Linked DNA regions of Homo sapiens: all the other regions are linked to region 2. A link is a loop called in an ENCODE intact Hi-C map of the cell type or tissue named here. Cell type or tissue: GM12878. All regions are shown on one strand.

Region 1 (8,000 bases), 310 kb after region 2:
CGGGTATGGGGGCGGTGCCTGTAATCCCAGCTACTCAGGAGGCCGAGGCAGGAGAATTGCTTGAACCCAGGAGACAGAGGTTGCAGTGAGCTGAGATCACACCATTGCACTCCAGCCTGGGCAACAGAACAAGACTCCGTCCCCCTCCCCCACAAAAAAAAAAGGCCTGGTGTGGTGGCTCACACCTGTAATCCCAGCACTTTCAGAGGCCGAGGTGGGCAGACCACCTGAGGTCAGGAGTTTGAGACTAGCCTGGCCAACATGGTGAAACCCCGTCTCTACTAAAATACAAACATTGGCTGGACGTGGTGGTGGGTGCCTGTAATCCCCAGCTACTCGAGTGGTTGCGGCAGGAGAATTGCTTGAACACGGCAGGCAGAGGTTGCTGAGATCGTGCCATTGTACTTCAGCCTGGACGGCAAGAGCATAACTCTGTCTCAAAAACACATACACAGCCGGGCGCGGTGGCTCACGCCTGTAATCCCAGCACTCTGGGAGGCCGAGACGGGCGGATCACAAGGTCAGGAGATCGAGACCATCTTGGCTAACACAGTGAAACCCCATCTCTACTAAAAAATACAAAAAGTTAGCCGGGCATAGTGGTGGGCGCCGTGCCTGTAGTCCCAGCTACTCAGGAGGCTGAGGCAGGAGAATGGCGTGAACCCGGGAGGCGGAGCTTGCAGTGAGCCGAGATCGCGCCACTGCACTCCAGCACTCTAGCCTGGGTGACAGAGCAAGACTCCGTCTCAAAAAACAAACAAACAAAAACAAACACACACACACACACACACCAAAAAAAAAAAAACCCACAGAACAATACAATTTTATTTATTTATTTATTTATTTACAGAAACGAGGTCTCATTATATTGCCCAGGCTGGTCTTGAACTCCTGAGCTCAAGTGATCCTCCCGCCTCCGCGTCCCGATATGCTGGGATTACAAGCATGAGCCACCATGCCTGGCCCAGAATAATATAATTTGGGGCTTCTTAAGTTTAGTGTGCCTGCGAATCACCAAGGGATCTCTTTAAATTTCAGATATGATTCAGCAGGTCTTTGGCAGGGCCTGAGGCTCTGCATTTCTTTTGTTGTTATTTCGAGACAGAGTCTAGCTATGTCACCCAGGGTGGAGTGCAGTGGTGCGATCACTGCTCACTGCAGTCTTGCCTTCCTGGGCTCAAGCAGTCCTCCCATCTCAGCCTCCCAAGTAGCTGGGACTGCATGCCACCACACCCGGCTAATTTTTTTTTTTTTTTTTTGAGATGGAGTCTTGCTCTGTCGCCCAGGCTGGAGTGCAATGATGTGGTCTCAGCTCACTGCAACCCCTGCCTCCCGGGTTCGAGCGATTCTCTTCCTCAGCCTCCCAAGTAGCTGGGACTACAGGCGCCCACCACACCCAGCTAATTGTTGTATTTTTTTAAATAGAGACGGGGTTTCACTATGTTGGCCAGGCTTGTCTCAAACTGCTCACCTCATGATCCGCCCACCTCAGCCTCCCAAAGTGCTGGGATTACAGGTGTGAGCCACCGCACCCGGCCTAATTTTTGTATTTTTTGTAGAGACAGGGTTTCGCCGTGTTGCCCAGGCTGGTCTCGAACTTCTGGGCTCAAGTGACCCTCCTGCCTCAGCCTCTGAAAGTGTTGGGATTATAGGCGTGAGCCACTGTGCCCTGCCAGGCCCTGCATTTCTAACAAGCTCTTAGGTGACATCCGTGCTGGTTGTCTGCTGACATTTTGAGTAGCAAAGATATAATTTTCAAATACCATAACTCAGCTTTAATAACTGTTAACTACTGGTCAGCTTTGTTTCCATCTTCTTATCCATTCTCTGCCCCAGATGATTTTGAAGTAAATCTTGGACATTCTATGATTTACGTGTATTTAATTACATATCTCATTGAAAACTTCAGAATGCTTCCTTTGAAAAATATAATCATAATAGCATCAGGAGCGCCTCAAAAGTTTAACAATGACTTCTTTTTTTATTATTTTTATTTTTTATTTATTTTTTTATTTTTTGAGACAGAGTCTCGCTCTGTCGCCCAGGCTGGAGTGCAGTGGCACAATCTCGGCTCACTGCAACCTCCACCTCACGGGTTCACGCCGTTCTCCTGCCTCAGCCTCCCGAGTAGCTGGGACTATAGGCGCCAGCCATCACGCCTGGCTAATTTTTTGTATTTTAAGTAGAGACGGGGTTTTACCGTGTTAGCCAGGATGGTCTCGATCTCCTGACCTTGTGATCTGCCCGCCTTGGTCTCCCAAAGTGCTAGGACTACAGGCAGGAGCCACCGCGCCTGCCCTAACAGTGATTTCTGAGTATCATCCAGTATCCAGTCAATTCACATTTCCCTGATTGTCCCATGAATGCTTTTTTATTGTGATTTGTTAATATGTCTCTTCAGTCATTTTTTATTTTATTTATTTATATATTTTTGAGATGGAGTCTTGCTCTGTCACCCAGGCTACAGTGCAGTGGTGTCATCTCAGCTCACTGAAACCTTTGCCTCCCAGGTTCAAGTGATTCTCCTGCCTCAGCCTCCTGAGTAGCTGGGATTACAGGCTCGCACCACCATGCCCAGCTATTTTTAGTAGAGACAGGGTTTCACCTTGTTGGTTAGGCTGGTCTCGAACTCCTGACCTCGTGATCTGCTCGCCTCAGCCTCCCAAAGTGCTGGGATTACAGGCGTGAGCCACCATGCCCGGCCTCTTCAGTCATTTTTAACCTGAAGATTCTCCTTTCAGCTTTTTCTTTTCCTTACTTTTATTTATTTATTTATTTTTAAGAAACTAGGTATTTGTTCTGTAGAGTTTTCCAGTGTGGATTTTGCTGCCAACATCCTCCTGATGTTGTTGAGCATGTTCCTTTCTCTCTTGTATTTCCTATAAATTGGTATGGATCCAGAGCCTTAATTGGATTCAGGTTTGATTTTTTTGACAAGGCTACCTAATACACAGTGCTGTGCATTCCATCAGGAGGTGCCTCATGTCTTCTTGTCTTTCTGTCCATAATCTTTGTAAAGGAGTCATCTCGCCTAACAATGGAACCCGTGATTGGGGTCTGCTGCCACCGGGTGGTAGCAGCATGCCATAGCCGCAGGTTCAAGGAGTAGTAAAAGGGAAAAAACACTGCTGTGAGATCCCAGACGGCAGGACTTGTCCTCTTCATTGAACCTACAATAAATCATCATGATTCTCAAACACGATACTTCAAAGCTACTTTTATTTTATTATTATTATTATTTTTGTTATTATTGTTTTTGAGACGGAGTCTCACTCTGTAGCCCAAGCTGGAGTGCAGTGGCGTGATCTCGGCTCACTGCAACCTTCGCCTCTGGGACTCAAGCGATTCTCCTGCCTCAGCCTCTCGAGGAGATGGGACTAGAGGCACCCACCACCATGCCCAGTTAATTTTTTTTTTTTGTATTTTTAGTAGAGACCAGGTTTCACCATGTTGCCCTGGGTGGTCTCGAACTCCTAAGCTCAGGAGATCCACTCGCCTTGGCCTCCCAAAGTGCTGTGATTACAGGCGTGAGTCACCACACCTGGCCTATTATTATTATTTTTTAGAGACAGTCACCCAGGCTGGAGTGCAGTGGCACAATCATTGCTCACTGCAGCCTCAATCTCTCGGGCTCAAGCTATTCTCCCATCTCAGCCTCTTGAGTAGCGGGGACCACAGGCACACACCACCACGCCTGGCTAGTCTTTTTTTTTTTGCTTTTTTCTTTTGGTAGAGATGTGGTCTCACTAAGTTGCCCAGGAGCAAAGCTACTTTTAAAATGAGGCTGGGCACTGTGGCTCATGCCTGTAATCCTGAACTGAGGCAGGAGGATTGCTTGAGGTCAGGAGTTCAAGGCCAGCCTGGCCTACATGGTGAAACCTCATCTCTACTAAAAATACAAAAGTTAGCCAGGTGTCCAGGTGCAGTGGCTCACTCCTGTAATCCCAGCACTTTGGGAGGCCGAGGTGGGCGGAACACCTGAGGTCGGGACCAGCCTGACCAAGAGAGAGAAACCCTGTCTCTACTAAAAAGACAAAATTAGCCGTCGTGGTGGCGTGTGCCTGTAATCCCAGCTGTTCAGGCCGAGGTTGGCGGAACACCTGAGGTTGGGAATTCGAGACCAGCCTGACAAACAGGGAGAAACCCTGTCTCTGAGGCTGAGGCAGGAGAATCACTTAAACCTGGGAGAAGGAAGTTGCAGTGAGCCGAGACTGTGCCATTGCACCCCGGCCTGGGCAACAAGAGCGGAGCTCTGTCTCAAAAAAAAAAAAAAAAAGAAAATTAGCCAGGCATGGTGGTGCATGCTTGTAGTCCCAGCTACTCTGGAGACTGAGGCAGGAGAATCACTTGAACCTGGGAGGTGGAGGTTGCAGTGAGCCGAGATCAGGCCACTGCACTCCAGCCTCGACAACAGAGCAAGACTGTCTCAAAATAAATACATAAATAAATTAGTTAAATTAAATTAAACAATGCTGCTGGGTGCAGTGGGCTGACGCCTATAATCCCAGCACTTTGAGAGGTGGAGGCATGAGGATTGCCTGAGCCTAGGATTTCAAGGCTGCAGTGAACTATGATCAGCCACTGTACTCCAGCCTGGGTAACACAGCAAAACCCTGTCTCTAAAAAAATAAAATAGTCTAATGCTGTCTAATAGCATGAAATAATAGTTACAATTTATTAAGCCCAAGAACCTTATATCCATATCTCATTTAATTCTCACAACACCCAGGAATATTAAACCATGGTGTTCATGTTTTGTAAAACAGTGGTGATGCTGGAGTTTGCTGTCAAGACTTGTTCTCAACCATTTCTGTGCCAATCTTCTGTTTTGGTCTATATTGGAGTCACTTGTCCTTCCTGTCTCCACCCGACATCCCCTTACAGTGGTGCTGTTATTTTTTCTGTTTGTCCCACTGTCCTCCATTGCCATCCATTCCCCCTGGGAGACTGAACTTTCTCTTTAGTTTTTTTTTTTTTTTTTTAAAGACAGAGTCTCGCTCTGTCGCCCAGGCTGGAGTGCAGTGGCACAATCTCAGCTCACTGCGACCGCCACCTCCCAGGTTCAAGCAATTGTCCTGCCTCAGCCTCCCGAGTAGCTGGGATTAAAAGAGCACCCCACCACACCTGGCAAATTTTTGTATTTTTAGTAGAGACGGGGTTTCACCATGTTGGCCAGGCTGGTCTCAAACTCCTGACCTCAAGTGATCCACCTGCCTTGGCCTCCCAAAGTGCTAGGATTACAGGCATGAGCCACCACACCTGGTCTTACTTTTCCTTTCTTTCTTTCTTTTTTTTTTTTTTGAGATGGAGTTTGTGCTCTGTTGCCCAGGCTGGAGTGCAATGGCACGATCTCAGGTTACTGCAACCACCGCCTATTAGGTTCAAGCGATTCTCTCACCTCAGCCTCCCGAGTAGCTGGGATTACAGGCGTCCAACACCACGCCTGGCTAGTTTTTGTATTTTTTTGTTTATTTATTTTTTTTTGTGACAGAGTCTCCCTTCGTCGCCCAGGCTGGAGTGCAGTGGCGCAATCTCGGCTCACTGCCTCTGCCTTCCGGTTCAGTCAATTCTCCTGTCTCAGCCTCCCTAGTAGCTGGGACTACGGGCACACGCCACCATGGCCAGCTAATTTTTTGTTTCTGTTTTGTTTTGTTTTGTTTTGTCTTGTTTTTGAAACAGAGTCATGCTCTTGTTGCCCAGGTTGGAGTGCAATGGCACGATCTCGGCTCACTGCAACCTCTGCCTCCTGGATTCAATGGATTCTCCTGCCTCAGCCTCCCAAGTAGCTGGGATTACAGGTGCCCACCACCATGCCCAGCTAATTTTTTTTTTTGTATTTTTAGTAGAGACGGGGTTTCACCATGTTGACCAGGCTACTCCCAAACTCGGACGACCTGAAGTCGGAAGTTCGAGACCAGCAGGACCAACATGGAGAAACCCCGTCTCTACTAAAAATACAAAAAATTAGCCAGGCGTGGTGTTACATGCTTGTAATTCCAGCTACTTGGGAGGCTGAGGCAGGAGAATCACTTGAACCCAGGAGGTAGAGGTTGCAGTGAGCCGAGATTGCGCCATTGCCCTCTGGCCTGGGAGACAAGAGTGAAACTCCGTCTCAAAAAAAAAAAAAAAGTTTATCCTTTTTCCCTCTGGGCTCCATGCAGGTCCCTTTCCTTCTCCACTTTTGTTCCCAGCAATTTACGGTTTCCTTGATTATCATTTCTCTGATAACTATGTTACCAGAAAGGGCTCCTGATGCACATCCTAAGAGAGGGTTCTTGGATCTCACACAAGAAAGAATTCAGGGTGAGTCACTAGAGTAAGTGAAAGCAAGTTTATTAGGAAAGTAAAGGAAGAAAGGAATGCCTACTTTACAGACAGAGCAGCCCTGAGGGATGCTGGTTGCCCATTTTTATGGTTATTTCTTGATGATATGCTAAACAAGGGGTAAATTATTCATGCCTCCCCTTTTTAGACCATATTGGGTGACTTCCTGACGTTGCCATGGCATTTGTAAACTGTCATGGTGCTGGTGGGAACGTAGCAGTCAGGACACCCAGAGGTCACTCTCGTCGCCATCTTGGTTTTCGTGGGTTTTAACTGGCTCCTTTACTGCAACATGTTTTATCAGCAAGGTCTGTATGACCTGTATCTTGTGCTGACCTCCTATCTCATCCTGTGACTTAGAATGCCTTAACCTTCTGGGAATGCAGCCTAGTAGGTTTCAGCCTCATTTTACCCAGCTTTATTCAAGACGGAGTTGCTGTAGTTCAAATGCCTCTGACAATTATACCCTCTTAGTTATGTGCTTTCTGTTCTCTTGGTTAAGGTTTGTTCGCTTGTTTTTGAGACAGGTTCTCTCTCTCTTGCCCAGGCTGAAGTGCAGTGGCGTGATGTTGGGTCACTGCAAACTCCACCTCTGGGGTTCAAGCTATTCTCCTGCCTCAGCCTCCCGATAAGCTGGGATTACAGGCACCCACCACCAAGCCTGGCTAATTTTTGCATTTTTAGTAGAGACAGGGTTTCACCATGTTTGCCAGGCTGGTCTCGAACTCCTGGCCTCATGTGATCTGGCCGTCTCAGCCTCTCAAAGTGCTGGGATTACAGGCATGAGCCACTGTGCCCAGCTTTGGTTAAGGTTTGAAGGTGTCACAGGGTGAACTCCAGAATTGGGGTTCAGCCTGGGAGACCCCTTGGGTTCCTGGCTTCACAGGAAGGAATTCACAGCCTGGTTAACATGGTGAAATGCCATCTCTACACAAATACATATATTAGGTGGGTGTGGTGGCACATGCCTGTAATCCCAGCTACTCAGGAGGCTGAGGCACAAGAATCACTTGAACCCCGGAGGCAGGGGTTACAATGAGCTGAGATCGCACCACTACACTCCAGCCTGGGCGACAGAGTGAGACTGTCTTAAAAAAATAAATAAGTAGCTGGGAGTGGTGGCTCACTCCTGTAATCCCAACACTTTGGGAGGCTGAGGGGGGGTGGATCACGAGATCAGGAGTTCGAGACCAGCCTGACCAGCATGGTGAAACCTGGTTTTTACTGAAAATACAAAAAATTAGCCGGGCGGGGTGGTGCGTGCCTGTAATTCCAGCTACTTGGGAGGTTGAGGCAGGAGAATTGCTTGAACCCAGGAGGCAAAGGTTGCAGTGAGCTGAGATCGCGCCATTGCACTCTAGCTTGGGCAACAAGGGCGAAACTCCGTCTCAAAAAAATAATAAATAAATAAATAAAAAGTAGCCTCCATAGGCAGAGCAGCCCTGAGGGCTGGTGGGTGGCTCTTTTTATGGTTATTATGGTTATTTCTTTATTATATGCTAAACAAGGAGTGGATTCTTCATGAGTTTTCCAGGAAAGTGGCAGGGAATTCCTGGAACCTAGGGTTCCTCTTTCTTTCAGAGCATATAGGGTAACTTCCAGACATTGCCAGGGTGTTTGTAAACTGTCATTGCACTTGTGGGAGCTTCCTTTAGCATGCTAATGTATTATAATTA
Region 2 (8,000 bases):
GTGAGACCCCATCTCTACAAAAAAATTTTAAAAATTAGCTGGGCATGGTGGTACATGCCTGTAGTCCCAGCTACTCAGGAGGCTGAGGTGGTAGGATCACTTGAGCCCAGGAGGACAAGACTGCACCACTGCACTCCAGACTGAACAACAGAAATATGTAGAATGGAGTACGTTATATAGCAGGAAAGCCCAATTCCTTTCCTGATGTAATGTAATCTAGATTAAAAATATACAAAATCTCTTTGCTTATTCAATTTTCTTTTTCTTTCTGTGTTTTTTTTTTGTTATTGTTTTTTGTTTTTTTTTGTTTTGTTTTGTTTGAGACAGGGTCTTACTCTGTCACCCAGGCTAGAGTGCAGCAGTGTAATCACAGATCACTGTAGCCTCAACTACTCAGGCTCAAGTGACCCTCCCATCCCAGCCTCCCAGGTAACTAGGACTACATGCACACAGCACCACGCCCAGCTAATTTTCTTATTTTTTGTAGAGACAGCGTCTTGCTATGTTGCCCAGGCTGGCCTTGTAACTCCTAGGCTCAAGCAATACTCCCACTTCAGCCTCCCAAAGTGCTGGGATTACAGGGTGAGCCACCATACCTGACCCAACCAAATCAATTTTCTGTTCATTAATTTTATAATTCAATAGATCTGCCTCTTAGAAATGAAAGGTCCTAAATAGATTATTAGTCCTAATTTGTCCCCTAGGTAGTACTCTTACTATAAATTAACCAACTGACATTCTGTTTGTAAACTTGGATTTTTTTACCTCTGATTAGCAAAAGATAATTTCTAGGAAGCTAGAGCACTGAACAATAAAAATTTTGGAACATAGGGCTTATTTACAAAGATATACTCTAAGGCTACAACTATGACTTTTGCTTTTTAATAATCATCATAATCCCTTATATTAATAAGTACTTATGGCTTACTGCTTCCAACATTCATAATCTGAGTATTCCAACAATTCTATAAGAAAAGCATTAAAAATAAAAATGAGCCAGGCGCGGTGGCTCATGCCTGTAATCTCAGCACTTTGGGAGGCCGAGGTGGGCGGATTATGAGGTCAGGAGTTTGAGACCAGCCTGACCAACATAGTGAAACCCCGTCTCTACTAAAAATACAAAAAAAAATTAGCCAGGTGTGGTGGTGTGCGCCTGTAACCCCAGCTACTCAGGAGGCTGAGGCAGGAGAATCGCTTGAACCCGGGAAGTGGAGGTTGCAGTGAGCCGAGACTGAGCCACTGCACTACAGGCTAGGCAACAGAGTAAGACTCCATCTCAAAAAAAAAAAAAAAATGACCATTTTGCCAATGTAGTAAAAAATTTCAGAAAATCAGGCCAGGCACGGTGGCTCACGCTTGTAATCCCAGCACTTTGGGAGGCTGAGGTGGGCGGATCACCTGAGGTCAGGAGTTCGAGACCAGCCTGGCCAACATGGAAAAACCCTGTCTTTACTAAAAATATGAAATTAGCCAGGCATAGTAATCCCAGCCACTCGGGAGGTTGAGGCAGGAGAATCGCTTGAACCTGGGAGGTGGAGGTTGCAGTGAGCCGAGATTGTGCCACTGCACTCCAACCTGGATGACAGAGCAAGACTCTGTCTCAAAAAACAAAAAAAAAATTCAGAAAATCAAACATAAAAACACCCATAATCCCACACCAGAAATAAATATAATAAATGACTTGGTGTACATACTTCCTAACCATTCCATTATTACAGTTTTTAGTAAAATGGCAGATTACAGCTGGGTGCAGTGGCTCACACCTGTAATCCCAGCACTTTGGGAGCCCAAGGTGGGCGGATCACTTGAGGTCAGGAGTTCGAGACCAGCCTGGCCAACGTGGTGAAATTAAAAATAGAAAAATTAGCCGGTCATGGTGGTCCACGCTTGCAATCCCACATACTTGGGAGGCTGAGGCAGGAGCATCACTTGAACCTGGGAGGCAGAGGATGCAGTGAGCCAAGATCACACCACTGCACTCCAGCCTAGGCAACAGAGCAAGACTCCATCTCAAAAAATAAAATAAATAAAATAAAATGAAATGGCATATTACACTTATAATTTTATAGCTCCCCCTTTTGACATATTAGGATCGTTCTTATAACTAATATATTTAATGGATTAAAAGCATTCCATTCTATAAATATAGCAGAGATTTTTAAAACTCAATCCACTAAGCCTATTTTACAGAAAAGGTAAACCTCAGAGAGGTAAAGTCATACCACAGGGCAAGGTCTATGAACTAAAACCTTGGCCTTCTCATTGCTAACAGAGTATTCTATCCATAATAGTTTCCAAAAGGATTGAAATAGACGGAACATTTTCTGACAAAAACAGCCATTAGACTGACTAAAGTCTGAGATACGTACCTAGCCACATGCGAATGATGCTCATGTAGTCTTTGTTCTTGGCTGAGAGAAGTTTGTCATAGGAAGGGCAGCCTGCCAAAAGGATGCGATCATGGTCCTCACACATGGATATCAGGTGCTGCTCTGCACTGCGGGTGCAGCACACATGATAATGAGCCAGTTTTGTTATGGCATGTCTGATAGAGTCATCAATGGTCCCACTGACTTCCCCACCTTCAATGTGAAGGATTCGGATGTTCATCAAGGCAGCAGATGTGGCCAGAGCCAGGGCATCAAACCTGTCTCCATGAACAATCATGATATCAGGCTTCAGGCGATTAAGGACATCTGGCAGCTTCACTAGGGCCAGGCCTACTGACTCCACCATGGCTGCCTCATCTTCTCCCCTCACAATTGTGTGTAGCCTGGTGTTAATGTCAAAGTCATCTTGTTCAATCATTCGATATGTATTTCTAAAGCCGGGGAGAAATAAAGATATAAGAACATGTTCTTAAACACAGAGCCGTAACATGCAAGAAAAGCAATCTAACACCAACTCTGAAGTGAGAAACATTAAAATAAATAAATTGAAGTATAACTTACAAACATAAAAAGCATAGACCATAAGTGTAAACAGCCTGATTAAGATTCTTTTTTTTTTTTTTTTTTTTTTTTTTGAGATGAAGTCTTGCTCTGTTGCCCAGGCTGGAGTGCAGTAGCGCGATCTAGGCTCACTGCAACTTCTGCCTCCCGGGTTCAAGCGATTCTCCTGCCTCAGCCTCCTGCGTAGCTGGGATTACAGGCATGTACCACCACACCCAGCTAATTTTTCTATTTTTAGTACAGATGGGGTTTTGCCATGTTGGCCAGGCTGGTCTTGAACTCCTGACCTCAGGTGATCCACCCACCTTGACCTACCAAAGTGCTGGGATTACACGCGTGAGCGACTGCACCCGGCCAGAGAATTTTTTTATTAGGAAGAAAGAGACTAAACTTTTAACAGTGGTCAGCACTTTTTATATACACTTAGGGGAAAATGTTTTTTACCCTTTTTTTTATTTTTTTGAGACAGAGTCTCGCTCTGTCGCCCAGGCTGGGGTGCAGTGGTGCGATCTTGACTCACTGCAACCTCCACCTCCCAGGTTCAAGCGATTCTCCTGCCTCAGCCTCCCGAGTAGCTGGGACTACAGGCGTGTGCCATCACGCCCAGCTAATTTTTGTATTTTTAGTAGAGACAGGGTTTCACCATGTTGGCCAGGATGGTCTCAATCTCTTGACCTCGTGATCCGCCCGCCTCGTCCTCCCAAAGTGCTGGGATTACAGGTGTGAGCCACCGTGCCTGGCCAAACCTTTTTTCTTTAAGAAAACATTTCATGGTGAAAAGTCTCTCACTTTTGTCTCCCAGTCATCCAATTCTTCTCCCAAGAAGCAACCAATTTCTTGTGTTAGAATGTACCTTAAACATGCATTTTCATTAAGTACTAGTCAAATTTCCTATTTAACGGTCTCATCAGATAAACACTATTCTTCCACCCTTGGTAACTGTGGTAGGCAGATAAAAAACCTACTACCATTTCCCTGAGAGCCTCTCTTCCACTAGTCTTCCTGTCAAAGCTTTCTCAGAGCAGTAAAAGAACCCACTCAAACTTTCATCTCAGGCTCTAGCTAAAATTTCTGTTCTACTGAGAGGATGCTCCTAAATAGCCAGAATTCATTTTATATTAAAAAAAAATCTGGACGGACGCAGTGGCTCACACCTGTAATCCCAGCACTTTGGGAGGCGGAGGCAGGTGGATCACCTGAGGTTGGGAGTTTGAGACCAGCCTGACCAACATGGAGAAACCCCGTCTCTACTAAAAATACAAAATTAGCCGGGCATGGTGGCGCATGCCTGTAATCCCAGCTACTCGGAAGGCTAAGGCAGGAGAATCACTTGAACCCGGGAGGTGGAAGTTGCAGTGAGCCGAGATCACGCCACTGCACTCCAGCCTGGGCAACAAGAGCAAAACTCCGTCTCAAAAAAAAAAAAAAAAAAAAAAATCTGTGGATCCCTGAGCTATCCATTAAGTTTCTTCTCTACTCTTTAAGTATTTCCTAGTAGCGAATTCCCACCTTGTTTTTAAAGAATAGTCTGAAAAGGACAATTTTATTTTAACGCAAGGTTCTTTCAGATACAGTATTGTATTTGTGATCCTCTTTGGAGACTGCATTAATATATTCATGCCACAAGGGTGCACTAAATGACTTTTTATTACATACATCAAGATGTATGTAATACGCCTTGTTCTCTCAGATTATTCAACCTTTGCTTTTTTTTTTTTTGAGACGGAGTCTCACTCTTGTTGCCCAGGCTGGAGTGCAGTGGTGTGATCTCAGCTCATTGCAACCTCCGCCTCCCGGGTTCAAGTGATTCTCCTGCCTCAGCCTCCCGAGTAGCTAGGACTACGGGCATGCGCCACCACAACTGGCTAATTTTTTTTTTTTTTGTATTTTTCGTAGAGATAGGGTTTCACCATGTTGGCCAGGCTGGTCTCAAATTCCTGACCTCAGGTGATCCACCCACCTCAGCCCCCCAGAGTGCTGGGATTATAGGCATGTGCCACCGTGCCCGGCCCAACTTTCACTTTTTAAATGTAGCCTGTGATTAATAACAAACCTAATGTCAGCAAAATAAATGTCAATGGTGACAGTAATGTAACTCTCTACTTTACCTTGCAGATTAGATTTTTAAAATCTTGTTCCATATCTACTACTTTATATGCTGTTGGCCTATAAACCAGTTTTAAAGATTGCCATTACAGCTCACAAAACAGTTTACATGGAATCACATTATTATACTCATACAATATGTATTTATAAGTGGCATTTGTTTGAATGTAACAACTAATAACAAACAGTAATATTATTTATAGCTACCATTTATCAATCATCTACTAAGCGGCATCATTGTGATGGATGCTCTATATCATGATCTCCATTCCTCACAATAATTTACAATATAAGTTTTCACTACATTATATAATGAGGAAACTGAGGCTCAGAGATGCTAAGTGACTACTCTAAGGCCACATAAAAACTAAGCAGCAGAACAGGAATTTGAAGCTGGGCCCATATGGCTACAAAACCCAAGCTCCTTCTAGCACACTGTTGCAATGAAGAATAAGAAAATGCTTTCATCTTACCCATAGTCATCTATCAGGTGAGAGCCAAGTACCACAACATCAAGTTCAAAGAACTCAGGTTCGGTTTTAATGCCAAACATGATCGGGGCAAGTTTAGAATAATCTGCACGGTTACAAGTAGCAACACAAACCCGCAGCTTTCGGTTATTTCCATTCTTCTCCATGATTTGCTTGTTTCGTTTTGAGAGGTTCTTAAAATAGAGTTCCTGAAATTGCCAAAATAAAAACTTTATAATCAGAATAACTCCTAGATATAACTAAACTTTAAACTTCTCTAAATCAGAAATAGAAATTTTCAGTTTCAAGTCCTTAACCACTATTTAGTACAGTGATTCTTAATCTTTTTTTGCACCTCCACTTATGTGTGACTCTCCCATTGGTATATCCAGAGTTAAGAAACTCCAAGGCTGGGAGTGGTGGCTTACGCCTGTAATCCCAGCACTTTGGGAGGCCGAGGTGGGCAGATCACGAGGTCAGGAGATCAAGACCATCCTGGCTAACGTGGTGAAACCCCGTCTCTACTAAAAAATACAAAAAAAAAAATTAGCTGGGCGTGGTGGCGGGTACCTGTAGTCCCAGCTACTCGGGAGGTTGAGGCAGAAGAATGGCGTGAACCCAGGAGGCGGAGCTTGCAGTGAGCTGAGATCGCACCACCACACTCCAGCCTGGGTGACAGAGCGAGACTCCATCTCAAAAAAAAAAAAAGAAGAAGAAACTCCAGCAAACTAACTGTAACACCACCCCATCCTCTCACACTCAAGAAAACACACTGGAATGCCATTAAGAAGGAGTGATATAAATCAGCTCTTGTTTAAAAGGTGAGGAAATATCAGCTCTTTATTATTAAAAATTACTTGCCATAACTCACAGATGAGCCCAACATAGTAGGTTGTTGCAAAATCAGTTGTTGAGAACCACTGATCTAGTTCAACTCCATCACTTTATAGAAAGGGAAACACAGGTCTTGAGAGGGAAAATTACTGCCCCAACATTCCAGATCATGTCTCATAAGGAACACAGGCTATTCACTCTCACACTATACACTTCCTAAATACAAGGTATTGTGATTAATGCTGGGCAGGAGAAAGATGAGTAAGATAAAAACCTGACCTTCAAGCCCTCATTAGTACCTACACACCAGTGCCAACAAAACTGACAACTCCAAATGCCTATCAGATATCTCCTGCTGTATGTCCTATAAACACCTTAAAGTCAGTGTCCCAAACTGAACTCATTTTCTTTTCGGAAGCTGTTCCTCCTCAATTGTTCTCTGAGTTATGCAATTTCATTCATCCAAATGCCTTCAAATCCTTGTCTTTTCTGTTCTTCACCCCATATCTCCAAAATGCTGTCAATTCCACCCCCTAAATATCTTTCAAATCTATCTCCTCCTCTTCATCCATACAAGGACTTCCCCTAGTCCAGTCCCTCATTTTAGGTCTGGACGATCTTAACAGCTGTCAAGTGGTTTGCCTGTCTCCTATAAACTTTCTTACTTATTTATTTAGAGACAAAGTCTCACTCTGTCGCCCAGGTTGGAGTGCAGTGGCACGAGCTTGGCTCACTACTACCTCCGCCTCCCAGATTCAAGCAATTCTCCTGCCTCAGCCTCCCGAGTAGCTGGGATTATAGGTGCCCACCACCATGCCCAGCTAATTTTTGTATTTTTAGTAGAGATGGGGTTTTGCCATGTTGGCCAGGCTGGTCTTGAACTCCTGGCCTCAAGTGATCCACCCACCTCGGCCTCCCAAAGTGCTGGGATTACAGGCAAGAGCCATTGCGCCCGGCCTCCTACAAACTTTCAAAGTGATCTTCCTTTCCACCATCTCTTCCCTGCCTAAAATTACCCTTCTCTGTGCCAAAGTGCCAGCCATACCAAACTGCCTCCAGTTCAACTAGTGAATCTCCGTATATCTATACCTTTATAGATGCCACCTACTTTTTCCTAAAACTTCCTTTCCTCCTTGCTGGTCTTCTACTCATCCTTCAAAACTCCATCTAAGTGTCATCCTTTCTGGAAAGGCTTCACACAAACCTCAGGTCCTCCTCCCCCACGTTTCTCAGTTGCTGCCTCGCTCTGAGCGTTATGGCCCTCCCATTCACAGATATACTGTTGCTCAGCTCCACTGCTCGCTCATCCCTCCCTGCCATGCTATACCCTCCATTCAAAAAGTAAAATCAGGGGCAAGGAATAAGAGATTTGTTTTATGGAATTTTTTAAAAAGTTTTTACATTTTTGGAGATGGGATCTTGCTATGTTGCCCAAGCTAGAGTGCAGTAGCTATTCACAAGCACGATCATAGCTCATTGCAGCCTGGAACTCCTGGGCTCAAGCAACCCCCCCACCTCAGCCTCCTAAGTAGCTGGAACTACAGGCATACACCACTGAGCCAGACTTGGAACATGTTAAACTTCTCTAAATCAACATAAAATTTCACCTCATGGACTCTGATCTCAATGTTCATGTTTC
Region 3 (8,000 bases), 82 kb after region 2:
CGCAGTGCATCACTCAGAGCTGAGAGGAGCCCTGCCCAGCTCAGCAGGCCCAGGGTCCTGAAGAAGGTGTTGTTGGCCCAAGGCCCCCAGGCAGCCCTGGGATGGCACAGGTGGCTCCTCACCTGTCTGGAGGCCCTCGACAGCCCCTGAGGCCTTTCCCAAGAAGGCCTTCACCCTGGATCTAATCTGGAAGGGAGGAATCTTCCTCTAGTAGTAAAAGGGGTAGTCCTCTCTTAAAAAAGGAGGCTTCCTTCTGAGGCCTCCTGAAGTCAGCCTTGTCTTAGCTGCCACAATTACACGCTAACACCCAGTTGCCCAGGCTTCTCTCTAGAGCTCTAAGTCTGGTCATCCAGCTTGTCTGTTGGACATCTGCCCTTGCGTGTGCCCTGGGCACCTCCCAGCACGTGAAGTCCAGTCCTCCTCACTCATGGGTACTCTGCTCTCCTTCCTTACTCTTCTCAAAACCTGCTCCTCTAATATTCACTCCTTACGGGACTGTTCCCACCAGCCCCCTAACCAGTTCGAGCCCAAGTGTTATTCTCCACTCCTTCATTCAAGAAACATTTATTTGGCCTGCAGTGGCTCAAGCCTGTAATCCCAGCACTTTGGGAGGCCGAGGCAGGCAGATCGCTTGAGGTCAGGAGTTTGAGACCAGCCTGGCCAACATGGTGAAACCCATCTCTACTAAAAATACAAAAATTAGCCAGGCGGTGGTGGTGTGCACCTGTAATTCCAGCTACTTGGGAGGCTGAGGCAGGAGAATCGCTTGAGCCTGGGAGGCAGAGGTTACAGTGAGCCGAGATTGCGCCACTGAACTTCAGCCTGGGTGACACAGCGAGACTCTGTCACATACACACACACACACACACACACACACACACACACACACACACGCATTTATTCAACCCCTGCTATGTGCCAGGCCCTGTGCTGGGCTCTAGAGGTAAAGGCATGAGTCAGTGCCAGCACAAGATGCTTGCAGGTTAGTGGAAAGCACACCTTTCCACCCAGGGAAGGGAAAAAATGAGAACTTGGCAAGCTCACAACAGGAGGAGGGTGTAGAGCGTCTTGCTCCCTGGCTTATAAGATTCAGGAAAGGTTTCCTGGAGGAGGGGATACCAGAATTGAGTCAGGGGAGAAGACAGAGGAGGGAGGAAGAGGACTTCCAGGCAGAGGGGAATGTGGGGCCCAGTGTGTCTCGGGGAACTGGGAACAGGCTGACGCTGCCAGAGTGTAGTATGCCGGGCAAGGGAGTCCTGGCAGCCAAGGCTGGAGCCATCATCAGGAGCAGGTTAAGAAGGCTCTTGTTGCGAAGGGGAGCATCTAATAAGATTGGACTTTGTCCTGTGGCAGGGGAGAGCCATTTAAGGGTTTGGAGCTATGGGTGGGAGTCGGGGGTAAAGGGGCCACGATCAGGTTGTATTTGAGTGATTCCCTCTGGAGGCTGTGCAGAGGTCTGAATATGAAAGTGAGGGGTACAAAGCAGGAAGCGAGATCGTGGAAAGGCAGGAGATGATGGGGCCTGAACTAGGGCTGTGGAGGAAAGGGAGAGGAAAGGACCGTTCACTAGGCGTTGGGGAGGCAGAAGATGAAAGAGTCAAGGATGACCCTCCTGTTTCTGGCTAGGGTATCCGGTGAATGGTAGGCCAGCAATGGAGCCAGGCAGTACAGGAGAAGAAATGTGTTTGCGGGGAAGTTTGAAGAGTCCATATTTGGATATGTTGAGTTTGAGTGCCTACAGCTGGGGTGTCCAATCTTTTGGCTTTTCTGGGCCGCACATAAAACTCTATCACTAATGATAGCTGATGAGCTGAAAAAAAATTGCCAAAAAATCTCATGTTTTAAGAAAGATAAGGAATTTGTGTTGGGCCACATTCAAAGCTGTCCCGGGCTGCATGTGGGCCCGCGGGCCATGGGTTGGACAACTTGGCCTACAGGATATTCAGGAGGATAACTTCAGGAGGAGATGTTTAGCAGGAAACACAAGGAGAAGTGGGACTGGAGATAGGAATCTCTGTGTTAGGGGAACTGTAAAAAGGTTGCTGATGCAAGTAGGAGAGGATGCACTAGCTCCAGGAAGAGTGCGCAGAATGGGAAAATGGTGAGGGTCATATCCTGGTGAGCCCTGATGGGAACGGGTGGGCCAGAGAAAAAGAAACTCAGGAGAAAGAACTCAGAGAGCAACACTGAGGATTTAGTGAGAGGAGTATCACATGACAGCCAAAGGGCGAGTCATGGGAGCCGCAGCAGCCTTCCTCTGGCCTGTCCCTGCCAGGCCTCCACACCTCGATATGCAGAGAGTCTCACACCACAGAGCAGTCCAGCAGCACAAAGACTGGAACGTGTTTATTAGACCTGACATTTAGGAAGCCACTGGCAAACCTGTGGTTGGGAGAGGCAGGCCTCGGCCGACATGGTAGCTCCAGTCTCAACCGTACCTATGGCACTGTGGAAGGAGCATGGGAGTGGAATTCATATGCAGCAATCAGTCTTGTTCAGCACAGAGGAGGCTTGATTTTAAAGCTAAACAAATTTGCATTTTGGAATGCAACCAAAGCTAGGCACGGTGCCTCACGCCTGTAATCCCAGCACTTTGGGAGGCTGAGGCGGGCGGATCACTTGAGGTCAGGAGTTCGAGACCAGCCTGTCCAACATGGTGAAACCCTGTCTCTACTAAAAATACAAAAATTAGCCGGGTGTCATAGTGGGTGCCTGTAATCCCAGCTACTCGGGAGGCTGAGGCAGGAGAATCACTTGAACCCGGGAGGTGGAGTTTGCAGTGAGCTGAGATCATACCACTGCACTCCAGCCTGGGCGACAGAATGAGACTCTGTCTCAAAAGAAAAAAAAAGAATACAACCAGAAAAAAAAAATCCGTTATTAAATATTCAAAAACCACATAAACTTTTAGAAGCCCCACTCTGCAGGGAATAAACACAACATTGCTCAAGAAGGAATGAGGTTGTAAGCTGTAGCGATCCTGGACTATTCTGGCAGGCAGATTTCTAATGTATGCTTTCCACGAATAAAAGCAATATGAAAGCACATTAACTGTTTATAACCGTGTCAGTCCTGACCTGTGCATTAAGAAGCTTGTACTGTATTTGGAACTTGGTTTTGAACAACAGCGCCTCCTGGTGTAAATGTCATGCATAAATACTTTACTAGCATAGTGGCAATATTCTAATAGAAATATTGCTGCTCTGATACTTTTTTACTTAAAAAGCAAGTTAAAAACATGTTTTGGGATGAGGAAAGTGATATGGAGGACTTGTTTAGGTTTTATGTAGTACAGCATTAGGGATATTGATAAAGCTGTCATTTAAGATGATAAAAATTCATCTGCCCTTGCATTGTACAGCTGTACTTCTATAAAGTGTCACAGAGTGGGGTCTACCACTTATTTTTTTAATGAAATTTATAGCCGGGTGCGGTGGCTCATGCCTGTAATCTCAGCACTTTGGGAGTCCGAGGCGGGCAGATCACCTGAGGAATTCGAAACCAGCCTGACCAACCAACATGGAGAAACCCTGTCTCTACTAAAAATACAAAAAAAAATTAGCCGGGCATGGTGGCGCATGCCTGTAGTTCCAGCTACTTGGGAGGCTGAGGCAGGAGAATCACTTGAACCTGGAAGGCGGACACTGCAGTGAGTCGAGATCGCGCCACTGCACTTCAGCCTGGGCAACAAGAGCAAAACTCAAAAAAAAAAGTTTATAAAATGATACAGAAGATTGAACAATGAATTTCTCAAATTGAACCATTTGTGTAACCAAGCACGTAGATCAACAAATAAAAAATGACTGACAGCCCAGATGCCTCCTCATGCCCTGAACTCCTGTAGGTCACGACTGCCTGGCTAGGGTAATCACGGTCACGTCTTCTCACATCACAGATCAATTCTGCTTGTTGATATTTCTATGACTGGAACAATTTGTAAGAATATTCTCACAAGTATATTGAATAAGACACAAGAGTGTGTTCTTTTGGATCTTATTCAATACATTAGCAACATTTACCCATGTTGCTTGGTGTAGTTGGTTTTCTCTTTGCTGTATAAAAACCATTGTAAAGCTCAACCATAATTTATCATCAGTCCTATGGTCGATAAACATTTGGATTGTTTCCAGGGTTGGGCTTTTATAGCCTGCTATGAACATTATTGTACATGCCTTTTGGTGCCCATATGCATGCATTTTATTAGGAATATACCTAGAAGAAGAATGACTGGGTTATAGCGCATGAACTTTAGTAGACAATGCCAACCAGTTGTCTAAATTGGTTGTTCCAATTTATATTACCATCAACAGCAGATGAGAATTTCAGTTTGCTTCACATCCTCACCAACATATGGTATTGTTAATCTTTCTAATTATAGATATTTTCTGGTGGGTATATGTCATCGTACTTTTTAAAAGCAGCTTTATTAAGACACAGTTCAATTATAGATAATTGCACCATACAATTGATCCACTTACTGTGTACAATTCAGTGGCTTCCAGTATACTTGGAGTTGTCATCCATCACCATAATCAATTTTAGAACATTTTCATTACCCCCCAAATAAACTTTATAGCCTTTCATTATCACCCTCAACTCCACCATCCCCTCAGCTCTAGTCTACCACTGATCTATTAATACTTTCTCTGTAGAGTTGCCAATTCTTAACATTTCATATAAACAGAATCATACAGGCCAGGCACGGTGGCTCACGCCTGTAATCCCAGCACTTTGGGAGGCCGAGGCTAGCAGATCACAAGGTCAGGAGATCGAGACCATCCTGGCTAACACGGTGAAACCCTGTCTCTACTAAAAATACAAAAAATTAGCTGGGTGTGGTGGCGACGCCTGTAATCCCAGCTACTAGGGAGGCTGAGGCAGGAGAGTGGCGTGAACCCGGGAGGCGGAGCTTGCAGTGAGCAGAGATCGCGCCACTGCACTCCAGCCTGGGCGACAGAGCGAGACTCTGTCTCAAAAAATAATAAAATAAAAATAAACAGAATCATACAATAAGTGGCCTTTTGTGTCTGGCTGCTTTCACTTAGCATGTCTTCAAGGTTCACTAGATTTTGATTCTCCATGTGGGACACAGGTTGTAGGCTTCCTATTCCCTTTAAGCTCATCTATCTGATGATACATTTCATAGTGAATTTATCTTCATGGACCTACCAGGAAGCAGTGCTACTCTAAATCAATCTGTGAGAGCATGACTGAGGTTTATCTTTGACTGCAGGAATGAGTGAGCTTTGTTAACATTTTCTAGGCCAAATTATTTTGGCCATCCTTTATGATGAGACATTCTGAAGTCTCAAGTTCATTTGTTGGAACAGATCCAAATGATTTATTGAGTTGAAACAAATCTGGCTATTTTTTGAGAGGGGTTTTCGCTCTTGTTGCCCAGGCTGGAGTGCAATGGCACAATCTTGGTCATCACAACCTCCACCTCCCGGGCTCAAGTGATTCTCCTACCTCAGCCTCCCGAGTAGCTGGGATTACAGGCATGTGCCACGATGCCTGACTAATTTTGTATTTTTAGTAGAGATGGGATTTCTCCATGTTGGTCAGGCTGGTCTCAAACTCCCAACCTCAGGTGATCTGCTTGCCTCGGCCTCCCAAAATGCTGGGATTTCAGGGATGAGCCACCGTACCCGGCCTGAATTGGGCTTTTCTTTCAAGTATCCCTACAGCCGATCTTATTGCTGACATCTATGTAGAGGCATGGGAACTTCCACCCAGCTGAAGAAGATACACACGTGGGAGGTGGCCATGTGAAGACAGAAGCAGAGATTGGAGTTATGTCTACAAGCCAAGATAAGCCAAGGGTTGCTAGCAGCCATCAGAAACTAGGAAAGGCATGGAATGAATTCTCCCCCAGAGCCATCACAGAAAACCAACTCTGCCAACATCTTGACTTTTAACTTGTGGCCTCAACTATGAGAGAATAACTTTGCTTTAAGCCATCACATTTGTGGTAACTTGTTATGGCAGCACTAAGAAATGAATACACTAAAGACCTGATTTCAAAGCTGCCTGGCATAAGCTGGTGCTCAATAAAAGCTCGCGGAGCTGAGTTAGGTTGTGAATATTCCTTAGCAAGGACCTGGACCTCTCTTTGTGTGTGTTGAACAAGAATAACTGAACGTGAGCTCTTTTTCCTGATTTGTTTCCCTAACTAAAATTTAGTAGCTTGGATCAGAGAGATGGTCCCAGTTTCCTGTAGATCTTCTGGAATTAGAGTAAATGTGACCTATTTTCCTCTTTAATGGCATCAAGGCTGGGGCATTCTGAGTGTGAATCACCATGGATAGTGACACATTTTTTATTGGCAAGGGGACCGGCCTTATTTTGGTAGATGAGTTGTTATTTTCCTCTGATTCAGCTTAAGTTTAGTACTGATGTCCAAAAGCAGAAAAGGAGAAAAAGAGCCAATTAGGATGTCTGGATACCATACTGCTTACACTGACTACAGAAATGTCTATCATACTAGGGTTAAGTTTGAACTATCAGAAATCTGCCTCAGCACACATTTGGAGAATTTTTTTTTTTTTAAAGACAGGGCCTCACTCTGTCATCCAGGCTGGAGTGCAGTGGCATGATCAGAGCTCACTGCAGCCTCCACCTCCTGGGCTCAGGCAATTCTCCTGCCTCAGCCTCCCTAGTAGCCTGGACTACAGATGTGCACCATCACGTCCGGCTTTTTTTTTTTTTTTGGTATTTTTTGTAGAGATGAGGTTTCGCCATGTTGACCAGCCTGGTCTCAAACTCCTGAGCTCAAGCCATCAGCCAGACTCAGCCTCTCAAAGTGCTGAGATTACAGGTGTGAGCCACCACACCCAACTGGAGAACTCTTCACCAGAAGATATACAATAACCACCTTATTTAGCCAGACTAGTGGGTCCTGGCAGACTCCTAGGTGTGGACCATTGGTTATTAACCAGTCACCATGTATTGTTCCCATGTGTAGACCAAGAACTAGACATTTGAAGGGGATGTGGATTTCTTCTTCCTGAACAAGTCACTTCTTCTATATAGTGGGAAAACATCCAAACTAATTCTACCACATATTTTCAGATTATAAGGTGACATTCAATATTCCTGGCTGTCACTATGTTTTTCCCTTGTTCCTTTTCCTATATTTCCTGCCAAATTAGGAGACAGAGATACATGAAAAGGTCAAGAGTATGTGTGCTGTAGAGTATCTCAAGAGGAATCCACCCCATCTCAAAGTGGGGCTCAAGTTTCCTACCCCCAATTCTTTGGAATGCTGAATTTTATGAGGATCAAATTATTTTTTTTTTTGAGACGGAGTCTCACTCTGTTGCCCAGACTGGAGTGCAGTGACATGATCTTGGCTCACTGCAACCTCTGCCTCCTGGGTTCAAGTGATTCTCCTGCCTCAGCCTCCCGAGTAGCTGGGATTACAGTAGGCATCTGCTACCTCGCCCGGCTTTTTCTTTTTTTTGAGATGGAGTCTCGCTGGGTCACCAGGCTGGAGTGCAGTGGTGCGATCTCAGCTCACTGCAACCTCTACCTCCTGGGTTCAAATGATTCTCCTGCCTCAGCCTCCCAAGTAGCTGGGACTACAGACATGCGCCACCACACCCAGCAAATTTTTATATTTTTAGTAGAGACAGGGTTTCACCATGTTTGCCAGGATGGTCTCGATCTCTTGACCGCATGATCCGCCTGCCTTGGCCTCCCAAAGTGTTGGGATTACAGGCGTGAGCCACCATGCCCAGCCCTTTTTTTTTTTTTTTGTATGTTTAGTAGAGATGGGGTTTCACCATGTTGGCTAGGCTGGTCTTGAACTCCTGGCCTCAAGTGATCCACCCACCTTGGCCTCCAAAGTACTGGGATTACAGACGGGAGCCACTGTGCCTGGCCCAATTATTTTAAATAGCTGTGAATTCAAGCAAATATATCTGAAGATTTACTGACAAACAAGGAGCTTTGTTCTTGAATCTATGGCAGCTTCAGAGAAATTAAGACTGCTTTAAAAA
Region 4 (8,000 bases), 480 kb after region 2:
ATGGGTGGGAGTGGTGCTTGGGGTGGGATAGGCAGGGGAAGCTCCAGGTGTCAGGTTACACTCCTTGCAGAGCACTGCTGGGCCTGAATGGGAGCCAGGGAGAACGTCCTGCCTTCTCCATCTTTGTTCCTACTAGTTTTTCACAAAGGGACACATGCAGTTTTCCCCTTCATTGTGGGTTCCCTATGTGGGAAAATTCCATTTGCTAGGCCTCAGAACCAGTCCGTGGAACCATGACGGCACCTTCCCCCACCCAGTGTGCCCGATTAGCCTCCAGAGGAGGCTTCTGAAAGGTCAGCTGGTGGGGCATTTCTACCCTGTTGTGGACGATGTGAGGTCAGCACAGACTCCAGGGAGGGCGGCCAGTTTCTACCTAGTCCTGAAAGCAGCACTAAGTTAAATGCTCGCGGGGGTGGGGCAGGAGGGTGGGAAACCCAAGGCTGAGAATACTGTTTGTTTAGAGCGTGATCCACAGAGCATCGAGGGCCCGCTTTCTGTACCTCATTATGTGAAGCCTTGAAGCCTTGTGGTGCCAGCTAAGGGGGGAAGTGCTCAGTGTGGGCCAAGGGAGGAGCTACCCCTGGGGTCCCTCCTGCTGAAAGTCTGGAGTGGTCATGGGGATGAGGGCAGAATTAGATACCTGTCCCAGGACCCTGGTTGAGGGTAGAAAGTCATTTCACGTCGGGAGGAGGCTGGGGGCTGATGCGACACTTGAAAATATATATTTATCATTTTTTTATGACTAGATAAATACTAGAAAATCTAGAAACATAGACAAAAATCCAAAAGAATAAAATAAAAATCACAGCAATCCAATAATCTAGAGTCAACTTCCTTTGACATTCTGGTGTATTTTCTATTAGAATCTGTGTTCTAAACACAGGCCTAGATCTTACATTTGAAGGGCCCAGGGCAAGGGTACAATTGGAGTTCCACATACCATATGTTTAAATATTTAATATTTAAATCATTTTTTCTAAGAAAGATTTTCTTCTGAAACATTCAAAATTATCTGTCAAGACCAAAAGGCAAAACTCAAATTACAATGAGTAAATCTTAAAAATTTAGATGAAAATTATTTCTGTAAAGCAGACATTAAAATTTTTTAAAAACGTTTGATTACATTCCATTAGGTATTAAAAATAGCAAAACTCTATGCTATTTGAATGGCCAGGATCCAGGGTCTATAGTTGTCAATGTAAAGAACTGATATACTTCATACATATTATGTCTGGACCTACACGCAGGGAAATTTAAGAGTGCAATGAATCGTTTGCTATTGCAGAATAGTCTTCAGCTGTTAGGTTCCTCTGGAACCATGAATTAGAACATGAAGAAAAGCAAGGAAATGGACACTTGGCACTGCTGGGAGACTATACTTTGTTATGTAAGAAAATGTTGCATTCCACGCTACCTGAGAGGAAGTGTTTGACAAATTAATTTGTCTATTCTCTTACATGCTTAAGCACGTCCACTGCTCAAATTTTCCCTGTACTCTGAAGCGTCGTCCATCTCTGATGTCAGCCACAGCACAGCCCACGTGGTGTTGTGGCATTGGGATTCAGTCCCTTTTGTCTCAAAGACAGAGGACAAGACCTGGAGACACATCTCCTGGGTCTTGATGATGTTAGTCCCAAGTTAATGTTTAGGGTTACGCTATGCAGCACTGAACACCAGGTCGCAAGTAACAGAAGTGACTGTCTTCATAATAACTATTTGCCTATGTGTGTTTATGAAATGCCGAACACTTTGAATTGTGGGATCTAAGGCATGGACCACACTTACCCAGGTCTAAGGTCTAAGCGTGTGTGTGTGCGTGTGTGCGTGCATGTGCATGTGTGTGCGTGTGTGTGTATATAAAACTATGTATATATTTAATTTAAAATTAATATATTTATTTTAATATTGTAAGGTCTAATTTTAAAAAATACATATATAGAAAATTAGTACTAAATAGTGAGTACCTCTGGAACCACAAATTATATTTTATATGCACAAGGAATTTTAAAATATTAGGAATGTACAATATGTATTATTTCCTCAGTTTTCTAGCATAATTTTTTTCTTTATACATATTCTTCTAAAAATTTATTTTTAATGATTATACAGTATTCCACAAAACAGATATGTCATTATTTATTTATTTATTGAGACAGAGTCTCACTCTGTTGCCCTGGCTGAAGTGCAATGGTGTGACCTTGGCTCACTGCAACCTCTGCCTCCTGGGTTCAAGCGATTCTCCAGCCTTAGACTCCTGAGTAGCTGGGATTACAGGTCGCCGCCACCACGCCCGGCTAATTTTTGTATTTTTAGTAGAGATGAGGTTTCACCAGGTTGGCCAGGCTAGTCTTGAACTCCTAACCTCAAGTGATCCACCTGCCTTGGCCTCCCAAAGTGTTGAGATTGCAGGCATGAGCCACTGGGCCTGGCTGTGTCATCATTTATTAAAGCAGTCCTGTAGTGGTTGTTTCCAATTTTTATGTTGCTTCCAGTTTTTCTCTACTATCAACACCGCCACAATGAACATCCTTGTGTGCATGTAAGCTACATTTCTGGAAGTGGCATCCTCAGGTCGGAGCATATACATTGTGTATATTTAGTTGAGTCAGGGGGCAGCCCCTTTAAAAAGACCCAAGTTTCATTGATAAGCTCTTTTATTTTTTGTTTGTTTAGAGTTGGTCCCAGGGAGACCGAAGCCTGCAGGCAGTACTAGAATTGGCCCAGGGAATGGGGTCTGGAGTTATGGATCCCAACTCTCTCTGAGCTTGGGAGAGTCCCTTCCCCTGTCTGGGCCTCACTTTCTTTATCTGTTCAAAGAAGACTCATTGGTACTGACCTAATGAGAAAAAAAAGGGAAAATAAAAGAAGAACAAAGAGGAGTCAGAGTAGGTTGCAGAGTCCTTGCAATCAGAAACGCTCTGATTCTGGGAGGGTTTGCTTGCTGGGTAAGTGGAGCCAAGCTCCAGCCTCTGGGGCTCTGTCCCTGAGACCATCCTGCCCCCTGCTGGCCAGTTGCCAAATGCCAGCTTTGTTCCTGACTCCCACAGGGAGATTCCCCGGAAATTTGCTGGACTCCCAGCAAGTCAGTTGCCCACTGTGAAAGCAGGAGGCTACAAGAGTATGAGAAGTGAGCGCCAACATTGCTACAATTCATTTAGCTGCTGTTTCACTTCTGGAAATTACATTCTTTGGGCTGTGCTTCCAAATGTCTCATTTCATTCATTTGTTCAGCAAATGCTTCCAAGTTCCTCCTTTGTGTCTGGGCTATGTTAGGGGGCTGGAGACACAGTGTTTGCCTGCAAAAAATGCACAGGCTAGATAGGGCCAAAGAACTGGCCATAGGTTACTACCATACAGAGGACAGAGAGGGGCACAGAGAAAAGCCTTCAGATGTTTAATTATTAGGCTATTGCTGGGCTTTCAAACCCCTGATCCTCATCTGTCTAGATAAAGAGCATAAATAGATGTATACTGGGTTGAATAGCATCCCTCCCTAACACTTGTCCACCCAGAACCTGTGAATGCAATACAGGGTCTTTGCAGATGTAATCAAGTAAAGATGAGGTCATGCTAGTGGGCCCTAATCCAATGATGGGTGTCCTTATAAGACGAGGAGACAGAGACCCAGAGAGACATGCAGAGGGGAAGGCCATGTGAAGGCACTCATAAGTCCCAGAATGGCGGGGATTGCCAGGAACCACCAGCAATTAGAAGAGGCAAGGAAGGATTTCTCCCCTGGAGAGACCATGGCTAGCTGACACCTTAATTTTGGACTTTGGGCCTCCAGAGATACGGGACAATACATTGATGTTGTTCTAAGCCACCCAGTTTGTGGTAATTTGTTGCAGCAGCCCTTGGAAACTAATGCAACAAACTTCTTGAGGATGAAAGTTAGCAAACTGAGGAGTACTCGGAATCCAAGTGAGTGAGTGTGTGTGTGTGTGTGTGTGTGTGTCAGGGTGGGAGGAGCTGGAAGTTTCAAGTTACAGCTTCATCTTGGCTGACTGGCTGTGTGTCCTTGGGTAAGTCCCTTCCTTCCCCTCTCTGGGCATTGGTTTCTTGGCCTATATAGGAAGACATTAGACTAGCCCAGTAGCCTTTGCAATTCATTCTGCTGCTGTTTCATTTCCGAAAACTGCATTCTTTGGGACCATGACAAAACCTTTTTTTGTCCTTTTTTAAAGAATCTGGACCCTTTTTTTTTCTCAAACAAAAGTAAACATATTGCCCCGCATATAAATGAGCACAGCTAAGCTGTGCCAGGCACAGGGTTCTGGGGCTGGTGAAGTACTTTTGGGATTTCCTGACCCTTCTCCAAGAACACCAAGGTTGTGCTGGATCCTGTACTGGCCCCTCTGGCATTCAGAAGGTGACATATGATGTCAAATAACTGTGGGTAATCCCAGAGTGAGTCCCTTTCTTCATGATTTAACAGGAAGGTTTATTTAGTCCTTGGGGTTTATGAGTTTGGGATCACAGAGCTTTTATGTGGACTCAGGAAGGGTGAGTGTATCAGTTTCCTGTGGCTGCTGTAACAAATGGCCACAGAGCTGGTGGCTTCAAACAACCGAAATTTATTCTCTTGTAGTTCTGGAGGCCAGAAGCCTCAAATCAGTCTCACCGGGTGGAAACGGAGGTGCTGGTGGAGCCATGCTCTCTCCACAGGCTCTAAGGGAGATTCCTTTCCTCGTGGCTTCCAGAACCTGGCGACTGCCTGTGTTCCTGGCTTGGGGCCACATCTCTCCAATCTCTGCTTCTGTGGCCACACTACCATTTCCTCTGCCTGTGTTACATCTCCCCCTACCTCTGTCTTATGAGGACACTTGTGACTGTATTTATCCCCTGCCCCCAGATAATCGAGGATCATCTATCTCATTTTCAATTTATCCACATCTGCAGAGTCTATTTTGCTGTATAAGGTAAGTGCACAGTCTAATCTGGGAATTAGACCCTGATACTGGGGCCATCATTCAGTGCACTGTAGAAGGTGATATATCCATGATGAAGCCCATGGCAGAGACCAACTCTGTCAGTCTCCTCTCTTATTCTCATTACTCCCACCCTCCCTCTCTGCCCAGGAAAGAAGCTATAGAAGGCATTTGGAACCCTTTTTTGGGTAAGGGGCGGAGGCGGGGAGGGAGGAGGCTGTGGCATTGTTTGCCGGCCAACCTCCTGGGCAGCTCCTGCTGAGCTGAGGACACAGGAAGGCAGAGCCATTCCCATGGAGAAATAGAACAAGGCCCAACCTGGCAGCCATGTCTGGAGGCAGCCCTTTGTCAAAAGTTCATCTGACCAGGGAGAGAAATTGCATACTCAGAGTTAGATCTTGTGCAAGGAGCTTCCCCATGCCATGTAATCCTCTCAAGAACCCTCTGAGACAGAGGTTATTAGGACCACTTTACAGATGAGAAAACAGGCTCTGGGAAGGAAAGTGACTTTCCAAGCTACATAGTGTTAAAAGAAAAACTTCAGCTGAATTAAATGTAAAGGAATTTAATTGAGCAATGAACGATTCGAGAATCGTGCAGCTCCCAGAATCACAGCAGATTTGGAGAGACTCCAGGGATGCCTCCTGGTCAGAACAAATTTATAGACAACAAAAGGGAAGTGACGTACAGAAATCGAAAGTGAGGTACAGAAACAGTTGATTGCTCACAGTTTGGCGTTTGCCTTATTTGAACACAGTTTAAACACTTAGTGGTCTATGAGTGGTTGAAGTATGCCGCTGGGATTGGACAAAACTCAGCTGTTGTTACAGGCACATACTCCTAAGTTAGGTTTTCAATCTTGTCAGCCTGTTAAGCTAGGTTACAGTTTGTCCACAAGGACTCAGATATAGAAGTATGGAGTTCTGGCTGGGTGCGGTGGCTCACATCTGCAATCCCAGCACTTTGGGAGGCTGAGGTGGGTAGACCACTTGAGGTCAGGAGTTCGAGACCAGCCTGGCTAATATGGTGAAATCCTGTTGCTTCCAAAAATGTAAAAAATTAGCCAGGCGTGATGGTGCGTGCCTGTAATCCCAGCTACTCAGGAGGCTGAGGCAGGAGAATCGCTTGAACCCGGGAGGCGGAGGTTGCAGTGAGCTGAGATTGTGCCACTGCCCTCCAGCCTGGGTGATAGAGTGAGACTCCATGTCAAAAAAAAAAAAAAAAAAAAAAAAAGAAGGACGGAATTCTTCTCAGGCCATATTTAGTTTGCTTTAACAATAGCTAGTGAATGGTGGTGCTGGAGACCAAAGCCAGCACTGCCTGCAGGTTTCAGAATCTGTTTGGATCTGGGTTTCTGCTGCTCTGAGCTAAGCAGCATGCTGTGAGCATGGGGTCAGAGCACTGGACTCGGGTCTAGGAGTAGATCCTTCCCTTCTCAGTGGTTCTACTGTGGGCAGGTTATTCCAGTTCTCAGAGCCTCTGTTTCCTTGTCTGTAGAGCGGGCTGAGAATCCTTGACCTAAGCCCTGGGTTAAGAAGTTCCAGGGAACACATATTCAGGAAAGCCTTTGTACACCCACTGCCCACAGAGGAGGGGTTGATTGTAGTTCAGGTTTTCCTGGACCAGCAAGCTGTGGGTGGTCTTCCAGGAGGAACGGTGCTGAGAACAGGGGTTGTGGGTCTGGCCCCGACAAGGTTAACAGACCCCTCCAAAGGTACCTGGCAGGCAGGGAGGTGCCTCCAAAGCAGTCTAGCTCTAGGGGACGGCCATTCAGGGTAATTCAACAGACATTCATTCACTGGGTAGCCATTCTGGGACAAGCTCTGACTGGGTGATGATGACAAGACGTGGTGGTCTCCACTTTCAGTGACCTCTTCAAGAGAGATGGGCATGTACATAGTTGTAAGAGAAAACAGTGCAGGATCAGGCCCGGCGGAGTCATAAATAAGTACATGGGACACAGAACAGAGGCAGGGCCCGTGGGTGGGCAGTGACATTATGATCCACTATGTGGTCCGGTTTCTTCAGCTCCTCTGATTTGTTCATCACTCTCATCCTGGGGACAGAGAAAGAATAGTTATTATTGCCATAAATAACTTATTGCTTTAAAATTAAAAATGTAATGGCTACCACAGAGCATGTAGAAGATGCATATAAGCAAAAAGAAGATAAAAGGCATTTACAATCCCATTGCTCAGTTATCAATCTCATTACTCCATTGTCAATACTTTGGAGTATTTCTTTCAACTAATTTTTTTCCACAGATTTTACTCTGCACACTATTTTGTAGCCTTCTTTTTAGAAAACCTAACAACAAATAATTTTGTGTTACTAATGGTTTTGTGAACCTATGTGTTTAACTGGATATACAATATTCCATCAAATGGTTGTATCATACTTTAACCAGCCCCTAATGATCAGATATTTGGTTTGTTTCCTTTTTTTTTCACTATTGTAAGCAGAATCTGGAATAAAATTCCTGAAATTTTTACATCTTTAATTATTTCCTCCAGACAAATTCCATATATATATATATAAAATTTGAGACAGGGTTTTGTCGGGGCAAGGTGGCTGATGCCTGTAATCATAGCTCTTTGGGAGGCTGAGGCTAGGAGTTCAAGACCAACCTGGCCAACATGATGAAACCCCATCTCTACTAAAAATGCAAAAAATAAAAAATTAGCTTGGTGCCATGGCACTCGCCTGTAGTCCCAGCTACTCGGAAAGCTGAGGCATGAGAATCACTTGAACCCAGGAGGTGGAGGTTGCAGTGAGCCGAGATCGAGCCACTGTACTCCAGCCTGGGTGACAGAGTGAGACCCTGTCTCAAATATATATATTTGAGACAAGGTCTTTGTCACCCAGGCTGGAGTGCAGTGACATGATCATGGCCCACTGCAGCCTCACCTCCTGGGGGCAAATGATCCCCCCGTCTCAGCTCCCGAGTAGCTGGAATCACAGGAGTGCACTACCACACCCGATTGATTTTTTTGGATTTTTAGTAGAGACAAAGATGAGGTCCCGCTTTGTTGCCCAGGTTGATCTTGAACTCCTGGGTTCAAGCAATCCTCC

What was found. Peaks named below come from ENCODE experiments on the same cell type or tissue, not always from the same donor. Only the 100,000 strongest peaks of a DNase experiment are listed, where the experiment ranks them.
Region 1: a loop joins it to region 2, with 6 times the contacts of the local background. A loop is called at or near these places in 6 of 110 quality-filtered maps.
Region 3: a loop joins it to region 2, with 8 times the contacts of the local background. A loop is called at or near these places in 83 of 110 quality-filtered maps.
Region 4: it touches region 2 in a loop (8-fold over the local background); 4 of 110 quality-filtered maps call a loop at or near these places.

What each region holds. Positions count from the first base shown.
Region 1 is chr9:36,552,950-36,560,949 of GRCh38, forward strand. No RefSeq gene overlaps it. Among named protein-coding and RNA genes, the nearest start is that of MELK, 16 kb to the right of the region's middle. RefSeq lists an enhancer at 5,316-5,926. In GM12878, a CTCF peak has its summit at 3,060; a DNase peak (open chromatin) is centred at 3,012.
Region 2 is chr9:36,243,662-36,251,661 of GRCh38, forward strand. It overlaps GNE (glucosamine (UDP-N-acetyl)-2-epimerase/N-acetylmannosamine kinase), which reads right to left. Exons shown (of 12, transcript NM_005476.7): 2 at 5,531-5,736; 3 at 2,370-2,821. The coding sequence starts at 5,694. Among named protein-coding and RNA genes, the nearest start is that of GNE, 11 kb to the right of the region's middle. RefSeq lists a silencer at 1,475-1,645. In GM12878, a CTCF peak has its summit at 4,566; no DNase peak of the experiment used is centred here; H3K4me3 peaks cover 436 bases; H3K27ac peaks cover 978 bases.
Region 3 is chr9:36,325,877-36,333,876 of GRCh38, forward strand. No RefSeq gene overlaps it. Among named protein-coding and RNA genes, the nearest start is that of RNF38, 70 kb to the right of the region's middle. In GM12878, a CTCF peak has its summit at 3,130 (motif pointing left); a DNase peak (open chromatin) is centred at 3,139.
Region 4 is chr9:36,726,099-36,734,098 of GRCh38, forward strand. No RefSeq gene overlaps it. Among named protein-coding and RNA genes, the nearest start is that of MIR4475, 94 kb to the right of the region's middle. RefSeq lists an enhancer at 1-337. In GM12878, a CTCF peak has its summit at 3,006 (motif pointing left); DNase peaks (open chromatin) are centred at 2,963 and 5,673.